Linked DNA regions of Mus musculus: region 2 is linked to region 1. A link is a contact called in ENCODE Hi-C or POLR2A ChIA-PET data. All regions are on one chromosome and are shown on one strand. Each heading gives the region's core, a stretch centred on a gene start or an enhancer-like site at or near the end of the contact. The rest is flanking DNA. Distances are from core to core; before and after follow the strand shown.

Region 1 (4,380 bases), core at 1,402-3,901:
ATTCAGAGGAGGACAGCGAGCGTCTATGACTTGCCAGCGGTGGTACAGACGGGTCGTAGGCCTCCAGGGACTGTCGTTTAACGTGTTGTTTAGATCTGTTGTCGATTCACTGTGGAGCAAAACTTCTCTCAGAGATGTGGCCCGACATAACGAGCAGTTGATTTCAGAATTCCATTGTAAACTTTCAGACCCTCGAAGCTTAACTTGGAAAATGAAGTACCTGGTCAATTCCCCGATACAAGGCTATTGAGTGCCCCCCTTTAACAGAGGGAACTATCAGGGTGTCCACTGAGGGCCGAGAGATTGAGGAAGCTGGGCCAGGTTCCCCCTGATGCTCTGCCCACAAGGTGGCAGATTTGGGGGACACTTGTAATTCCATGTTGTGATGACTCCAGAAGGAATCTCTTTTGGCTGATCCTCCTATGACCCTTCTTTTTGTGTTCCCCTTTCTACCTTGGGAGCCACTCTTCCCAAGATTTTTCTTCCTTCTCCCTGTGCCCTTTAAAAAAAAAGACAGATTTTCGGATGCATCTCTGACTATTCTGGAACTCCCTATAAAGACCCAGGCTGGCTTCGAACTCACAGAGATCTGTCTACTTCTGTCTTCCAAGTGCTGGGATTTGTGTGTGCTACCATGCCCTGCTATCCAGAAACTTTAAGAGGGATTCTGTTGCTATGACAAAATACCTAAACCTGTTTAATTTACAATAAAAAGAAGTTTATATAGCTCACTGCTCCAGAGATGGAAGTCTTAAGATCTTTGGCTGCTTCTGGCGAGGTCTGTGTGCTGTGTCAGTGGAGTAGAGGAGCAGAGGAGGAAACAGAAGGCAGAGGCTCTTGAGAACTAATCCACTTTCCTGAGAGCTACTACAGCCTCTGGAGAAGGAGATGGAATCTTCTTCAGGGCACTCCCTCCCCACGCCACCACATCATATCCAGCTTTGGAGTCCAGCGACAGATAGCGTCTATGTGTGGCATTTATTGTTATCTCTGCTTCCAGGCTCCACCCTTCTCATTGACTGACCCTCTAAGTGATGTCATGCAAGCTGTGGCTTACATTGCCTCTATACATGGGAGAGTCTCATTGTTATGTATGATGAAGACCCACAGGTCACACAGATCTGCCTCCTTTTGCATGTACACATGTAGGAATTTCTCCATGTGACACTCCTCCATATTCATGGTTGATAAAGAGCTTTCTATTTACCTCAGAAATTACCTCCTGTCTCCTGGCCCCGTCTCCATGTTGTATTCACTGCCATGTTCTGCCGACTCTTTTCCATATAGGCATTGGCCTGGGTCACACTGTAGACCCCCTGCCCCCATGCAAACCTCCTTTCTGGGTCAGGTTTCTGAAGTATTAGCTCTGTGGCTCTTGGTCAGCTCTAGGAAATCGCTGTGCAGCCCTGAGTCTCTAGGCTGCAGTCTGCCTCAGGGCCTCACTTGTCTCCTGAGCCATTCAGAAGGCCCTCCTCCAGAGATGGCAAGTTAACAGTCTTCCTAGAACACGGTGTGCCTTTCTCTGCTCCTTCTGATGTTCATCTCTATCAGGGCTGGGCCTTGTTCAGTCAATAGCTCTATAGCCAGTGTAATGCCCAATAATCCTTGGGGGTAGGCCATTCTTGGAATAAGAATGGAACGGGGGAGGGGAGACACACACACACACACACACACACACACACACACACACCTTGAAGCTGTCTTCCTTTTGATGGAGTTAAATTTTAATCCCACCACTCAGAGGTAGAGGCAGGCAGATCTTTGTGAGTTCAAGGCCAGCCTGGTTTACATAGTTAGTTATGTACTGTCTTAGGTAGCATTGCCTAGGGTAACTCCTGTGTTCTGCAGCCATAATGCTCATTTCCAGGCTGGGACAGAGTCAACTACAACTGCCCTGTCCCCCCTCTTCCCTGCACCCCATCTTCCAGAACAGAAATCCCTGGGTCCCCTTGAACCTGTGGAGGCACCTCAGTCTGCATCATGGGCCTGCTTGGTCTCTTATCCTGGGTTACTGTGTGAATAAAATGCCTTTTTTTTTTTTCATCCTTCTATTTACGTTTCTTTTTTTTCTGCTACTGGCACCAGGCTGGGTAGGCGTGAGGTGTGTGGAAACCAAGGATGGTGTATGGCAGAGTGAAGAGTGCTGGTGTGGTTCAGGAGTTGCAGATCAGCAACACAGTCTGACATCTGAGATAAAAAAAGGGAAAGGGCTGTCTGTGTGGCTGGAGAGATGGCTTGGTTGTTAAGAGCACTGACTATTCCTCCAGAGGACCAGGGTTCAAGTCTCAGCGCCATGTGATATTCCCTTTCTGGCCTCCCTTCGTACCATACATACATATAGATATACATGGTTCATATATATACATGCATGTGTATGTACATACATGCAGGCAAGCACTCATACACATTATCTTTTTGCAATCTTAAAAAAAAAAAGGCTAGACAGACACTCTCATCTTGGGAAGACTAGCAGGTCTGTCCCCAGGTGTCCTTCACATTTGCCGCCAGCCCCTCCGTCAGGGCCCCACTTTCTAGCAGATTCACTGTGTTCATTTGCTTGAGTGGCAGGCAGCTCGGGACCAGTGCCAGGCACTGCTTACCCTCCCGCCCTCCTGCTTTGGGTCATGCTTGGTCATGTGTTTCTAGGCAGAGCTGTGAGCGGGGCAGATGAGAACTGGACCCTCCGAGCCACCAGGAGCTGCCCCTTCACTCCTGCCCCTCGGCGTGCCAAGCCAAGCTTGGCCGACAGGTCTTCCTCCAGAGCCTGTGTGCGAGACACCACTGGGTCTATCCATGGGCCGTATCTCCTTGACTACTGAATAAAAGCCACGGTCCTTGTGTGACCTTCAAGGATGGAGGCACCCGTTGCGACAAACTCCCTTCCCAGTAAGCACCTCCCTGGACTTTCACGGAAACGCCGTGGTTAAATTTTAAAAGAATTCATGGAAATCTCCACCGTCCCTCACTTCAGGCCAACTAAGCATGAGATGAGAGTTGTGGGCCTGTGTGACAAGCAGCTCTGACACAAGTCAGGGCCCCACTCCCCTTTGTGACCTTCACTATGGCGTCTTAATGCAGTTGTCTTCCGCTCTCACCCGGGCCAGATCTGGTGGTGCCATCCTTGAGGGCTCCTGGCAGAGAGCTCTCCATACATTCCACAGCCTCAGATTTAAGTCGGGTTGTTGTGGTTTGTCTATCCAGCATTTACCCTTCCCACTCATCCCCACGTCCCCCACGGTGACACTCTGTATTCTGGAAAGCATTTATCCCTTTGAGCAGGCTGCTGGTAACTGCCCCATGTCCCAGCACCTTTGTTTACTGTGCGTAGATAGTGATGGTCTGTCAGACCCTTCTTCACTGTCAGTGGCGCCTTCTACAGATTGCCTTGTCTGTCTCTGTGTAGTCTAAGTAGCCTAAGATTCACAGGGCTTCTGCCTCAGCCCCTTCCCCCACCCAAGGAGCTGAGTGACTCGTGCTTGGTTTTTTGTTTGTTTGTTTGTTTGTTTGTTTGTTTTAGCTCTCCAAAAAGGCTTGATCTTAAGTTTATTCATTTTTTTAAATCAATTTTTAAGGGCAGGATGCAGTTACAAACATGTTGCTTCGGAGATTTTTATATAGGAGAGCTGTTCTAGAAAAGGTTTGGTGGTAGGACCCAAGAATTGTCCTAGAGGGTCAGTGCCCACGAACTCTCCTGTTGAACCAATGGCGGGGGCTTCTTGTCCATCAACACCAGGGTGATACTTATCCCTATCAACCGACCCATTGTGAAGTAAGGATGTGGCTCTCCGCCTGCTTCTTGTTTTAGCTTCTCAACAGAGCCACTAGGGCTGCTGGGCACTTTGGTTTGCAGGTGCCTGAGAAGTCACTACAGAGTGCCAGGCCAGGCCGGGGAGAACAGAATTCAACACCCAGAGTGCAGTTCCTACTGAGTGTACACTCCCTTTACACCGCAGAGAAGCTGGGGACCCTCTGCATAATACAAAAGGATTTAGGGCTTGTGTGTGGCCACCATGTGGGGGAGGCTGAGCTTCAAAGGGGGCACAGGGGAAAACCAAAAAAAGAGAGGTCTTGAAGGAGGAGGCAGGTTTGGGGGCGCAATGCTGAGAGGCCAGGGTAAACTCAGCAGCTCACCTCTGTCCTAGGGGGGCTCGCTCACCTTTCCATAGCTTGACCAGTGCTCCAAAGGCCACCGTGTTCGGCCAGCTAGTTAGACAGTTTAACTTAAACAAGCAAACAAACTCCCAAAACAGTGCTTTTATTTATTCATGGCAAAGGTTTATTTCCTTCCTGACCCAATCAGAATTGCTTTCCTGTGGTCATCAGTTGCTTACTCATTGATAATTCATTTGAAGCTCAGGTTAATGCCCCCTCCCCCTTTCT
Region 2 (4,628 bases), core at 2,067-4,566, 43 kb before region 1:
TTAAAGAGAACAGTTGACTGGACTGGAGGCGGGGACCTGATAGCTCAGTGGGGGCTGTGTGTTCCCAGTCTTCCCAAACTTGATACAATGTTCCCTTCTCCGAAAGGCTCAAGTAGGAACATTTGATTCTAATAAGTATCTGAAAGTGCTATCAGGCCCCCGGCTTTTAAGCTGCTCGTGGGTTTGGCTGATGTAGACTAACTCAGTAGTCAGCTTTCTGGCAGGCAGAATGATTGAGTGGTTAGCCTGGGCTTGTGTCTGTGGTGACGGCGCCATCTCTGTTCCACCAGGAGGCTGAGCCATAACCAATATTTGTAGAGTACCTATTGTATGCTGTGGTGAGACTTATACTGACTACAGCTGGGCCTTGGTTTTCGTCTTTTCCACATGTAGTTTACTTTGGTCATCTGATACTAGTATGTGACATAATCTGTGACTAGCAAGAACACACACACACACACACACACACACACACACACACACACACACACATCCCATATAGACATTCACCTCTGCAGCTCTGAACGTTCATAGCTCCCTGTCAACTTTGTGTTTTAAGTCAGGTGCTTCCATCGTGGTCCTTTGAAGGTCTTGTTAATTGCTTAGAATTGTACTGCCTTTAGTTACTAAGCTTTAAAGACACTGCAGTTGGATGTGGTGGCCCACGGTTGTAGTCTTTTTTTTTTTCTTTCCATTTTTTATTAGGTATTTAGCTCATTTACATTTCCAATGCTATACCAAAAGTCCCCCATACCCACCCACCCCCACTCCCCTACCCACCCACTCCCCCTTTTTGGCCCTGGCGTTCCCCTGTTCTGGGGCATATAAAGTTTGTGTGTCCAATGGGCCTCTCTTTCCAGTGATGGCCGACTAGGCCATCTTTTGATACATATGCAGCTAGAGTCAAGAGCTCCGGGGTACTGGTTAGTTCATAATGTTGATCCACCTATAGGGTTGCAGATCCCTTTAGCTCCTTGGGTACTTTCTCTAGCTCCTCCATTGGGAGCCCTGTGATCCATCCATTAGCTGACTGTGGGGGTTGTAGTCTTGATATCAGCAATGCAGAGGCAGGTGAATCATGAGTTTAAGCCAACCTTGACTATAAAGCGAGACCCAGTCTTAAAAACAAAATCACCATCACCAACAAGATGCATAGGAGCTGAAGGGACAACAGAGTGGTTTGTAACACGTTCTGCTCTTACGGAGGATCCTAGTTCCGTTCCCAGCTGCCACATTGGGCAGCTCATCGCTGTCTGTAACTCTAGCTCCAGGGGTTCCAAGAACTCTTCTGGACTCTGTAGGTACCTGCGTCACATGCACAGCCTCCACTCTATACACATAATTAAAAATAAAAATAGCTCTTTAAAAAAAGGACATATATCTTCCCAGGGATTATTATCTTGCCTTTTCACTTTAAAGTGGAGAGCTTCCTCCTTCACCTTCATTGCATCAGGAAAACACCCCTCGTGGGTTGATGAGCATTGTGGAGAAATATGAAAACAGCCAGCCATTTAAAGCTGAGCGTGTCTGAGCAGGCATGGTGGCACACAGCTTTAATCCCTGCACTGGATGGGCAGAGGCAGGCGGATCTCTGTGAGTCTGAGGTCAGTCACATCTACATAGTGAGTTCCAGGACAGCCAGGGCTTTAAAGTGAGACCCCATCTTTGGGGGGGGGGGGGACACGGAAGCTGAGCATGTCTGCGTCTGACTTTGGGGGGAGTTTGTTCTTTCCGTTTACCACATAGGTCCCTGGGATTGAGCTTGGTGTCCCCTTGCCTACAAACCATCATATTTGATGTTGAGTCATGGAGGAGAAGTTGCTAAGCGTTTTGTGTGTACCCCTCCATCTGTAGGGGATTGCTTCAATCTTAAAATAAGTGACTGTAATGAAGTCTTGGGAAGGTGTGACAGAGCTGACAGTAGCCCAGAGAGGTCTTGGAACTTGTGGCAGTTCCTCTCCCTCGGATTCCGACTGCTAGAATTACAGGCTGGTGCCACTCTGCCAGGCTGCAGCAGAGTCACTTAGAGCAGGTCTTTTCCTTTCTTCCATGATGCTGATGAAGCTCAGCACTGCTCTGGATTTGAACTTGGAACATTTTTAAAGTTTCCATGATTGGTCACAACCTCCCAGATGAGTTTGGAAAACAGATTTTTAAAAAGTATTTTTTTTTTTTTGTACATTTTTTTTTTCCAATGTCTGTGTGTCATTGCATGCGGTACCCATGGAGGCCAGAAGAGGGAGTCAGGTTCCATGGAAATAGAGTTACAGGTGCTTATGAGTGCTGGGTACTGAACTCAAGTGTTCTGCAAAAGTGGCCAGTGCTCGGAACCACCTCTCCAGCCAGCTCCCCACTCCCCCGTTTGTGTGTGTGTGTGTGTGTGTTTGTGTGTGTGTGTGTGTGTGAGAGAGAGAGAGAGAGAGAGAGAGAGACAGAGACAGAGAGACAGAGAGACAGAGAGAGAGCGAGAGAGAGAGACAGACAGACACAGAGAGAGAGAGAGAGAGAGAGAGAGAGAGAGAGAGAGAGAGAGGGAGGGAGAGAGGGAGAGAGAGACCTGTAGGCCACTCACTTGTCCCCAGATCTGTTTACTCTTCTGAGGACGGATTTGCCTCTGGTGTCCTGTCCATCTGTACAGCTACAGAGTTTAGGAAGGAAGTTACATGTAACATTGACTTTGAAAATGTAAACACTCGGGCTGGAGAGATGGCTCAGCGGTTAAGAGCACTGATTGTTCTTCCAGAGGTCCTGAGTTCAAATCCCAGCAACCACATGGTGGCTCACAACCACCCATAATGAGACCTGAAGACAGCTACAATGTACTTACATATAATAAATAAATAAATAAAATCTTTAAAAAAAAAAAAAAAAAAAAAAAAAAAAGAAAATGTAAACACTCGCTGTGTCCCTGGACTTAATAAACCCATCTTACAAAGAAACAAAGAAACCTTGTACCAAACAGAGCACACCCCTGTGGAAGCCCTGGATTCCCAGCCCTTGCAACGAAGTCACGGAAAGTTAAATTCCCTGTACTTTGCTTCCACAGCAGATTTTCTTTTTTAAACTTTGTGCTTAGCCTCCCCCACAAACAAAACACCCACAAACTTGCTGGGGTTTACTTCCTCGGCCTCTGCCTCTGCCGGCCTCTGGCTCCGGGGAGGAAAGGCTCTCCTCACCCCCTGTGCCTCACTGCCCCCGCCTCTTTCTGCTTCCTGCTAATTCTGCAGCGCCTGGAGCCTGAGCCGAGGCTCCAGTGAGCATGCTCACAGCAGCCCTCTACCCCCTCCCAAAAGCAGAGGAAGCTGGTTTACATACGAGTCATACCAAGCATAGCCCGCATGTCAGTGCAGTCAGCTTGCAGCGGGCTGTGAGGGAGAGTGCCTTTGTCCTGAGAAATGTGCTTTGTGTTTTTCTTTTTTACTGCTTTCTTTTTAAACCCCCAAGACGGGCTCGAGAAGTCTTCTGAAATGATTTTTTAAAGCCGAATAGAAGACACAATCAGACACCTTCCACAAGCCCTTGACGGGTTTTGTTTGAGTCTGATTTTTGTGTGTGTGTGTGTGTGTGTATGATTTTTAAAAACCTTTTACATACTTTGTTTTGATCTCCTGAGGCTGGGCCTCTGTCTTCCTGAAGTTTTAGGAGAGCCTGGAGCTACTCAGCTAAGACTGAATTTTGAAACTTTCTCTTTGGGGGTGAAAGCAAAGAACTGTTTTTCTTTGCTAGCCGGACAGATAAATGCTGTTTATGAAGATGGACCTGTTGAACTACCAATACTTGGACAAGATGAACAACAATATCGGCGTTCTGTGCTATGAAGGTAGATGTTCTAGAATGTACTCTTTGCTTTTGTGATGGCCACTCCTCCTTTGGAGGGGGGCTTTGACTGGCTTATGAACATTTTCTTGTCTTTCTTGTGATGGTGGAGCGAGTGGAAAGAGAGTTGTGTACCATTTCAGGACAGTTCGCTTTTGCCCGGCAGGAGGGTGGCAGCCGGGGAGGGCTGGAGGAGACACGCTGTTAAAAGTTTACTTGTGATGTACTAGCAAGGTCTGACAAGATCGTTACATTATAAGTGATTTTTCTCTTTTGATTTTGTTGGCATTTTATGCATAAGTAGGAATTTACAGAAGTAAGGAGAAGTTAAACATGTGGGTGCTGGAGTAGAGGGGAGGGGCCTTGGGACTTATTTTTAAACGTATCACCGTGTACAGTGTTCGGTGTGGACCCTTGCTCTGAATTTCATGTGGTAGAGGAACAACAGCAGAAAGCCACAGTAAGTTGTTGTTTTCCTGAGCCATTGTCTCAGGCATCAAGGGGTTTTTTTCCTGTGAGGTTTGTGGGACTGGCAGGGCCTGGTGTCAGGGAGCCCAGGCCGGGCTCTTTGTCTGCCGCCCCATTTCCTGTGCAGAGAGCTGACAGTGAGACAGGCTCCCTCCAACCCCAGTCCCTGGCAATTACACCATAAGCAGCCGGAAGGCTGAAGAAAGTGGAAAATACCCCCACCCCTAGATTTGCCCATCACCTCCCCTTCCCCTGGGCACTCCCTGTAGTAAGTTAAGCTTCTCTGGAGAAAACCCCAATCCCATCTTTTGGAATCTTACCTACGTGCGATTTGAGACCAGGGT

What was found. Hi-C counts contacts between places; a loop is a spot of excess contacts on that map. ChIA-PET counts read pairs that join two places held with the same protein, here RNA polymerase II (POLR2A).
Region 2: a map of left cerebral cortex shows a loop between it and region 1 (3-fold over the local background). The contact joins the promoter of Vgll4 here to the enhancer-like site in region 1. A Hi-C loop is called at or near these places in 20 of 37 maps with a recorded cell type or tissue (T-helper 17 cell, T-helper 2 cell, adrenal gland and 5 more). POLR2A ChIA-PET finds 5 or more read pairs at or near these places in 3 of 5 experiments (Patski and embryonic stem cell).

Annotation. Positions count from the first base shown.
Region 1 is chr6:114,877,547-114,881,926 of GRCm38, reverse strand. All of the region lies in intron 2 of Vgll4 (vestigial like family member 4), which reads left to right. Among named protein-coding and RNA genes, the nearest start is that of Vgll4, 42 kb to the left of the region's middle. Within about 2 kb of position 2,651, at least 1 of the 3 ENCODE cell types and tissues checked has a DNase peak (open chromatin) inside an H3K27ac peak, as active enhancers do; it is heart, where a contact is called at or near this core.
Region 2 is chr6:114,920,509-114,925,136 of GRCm38, reverse strand. It overlaps Vgll4 (vestigial like family member 4), which reads left to right and starts at 3,316. Exons shown (of 5, transcript NM_177683.3): 1 at 3,316-3,820. The coding sequence starts at 3,739.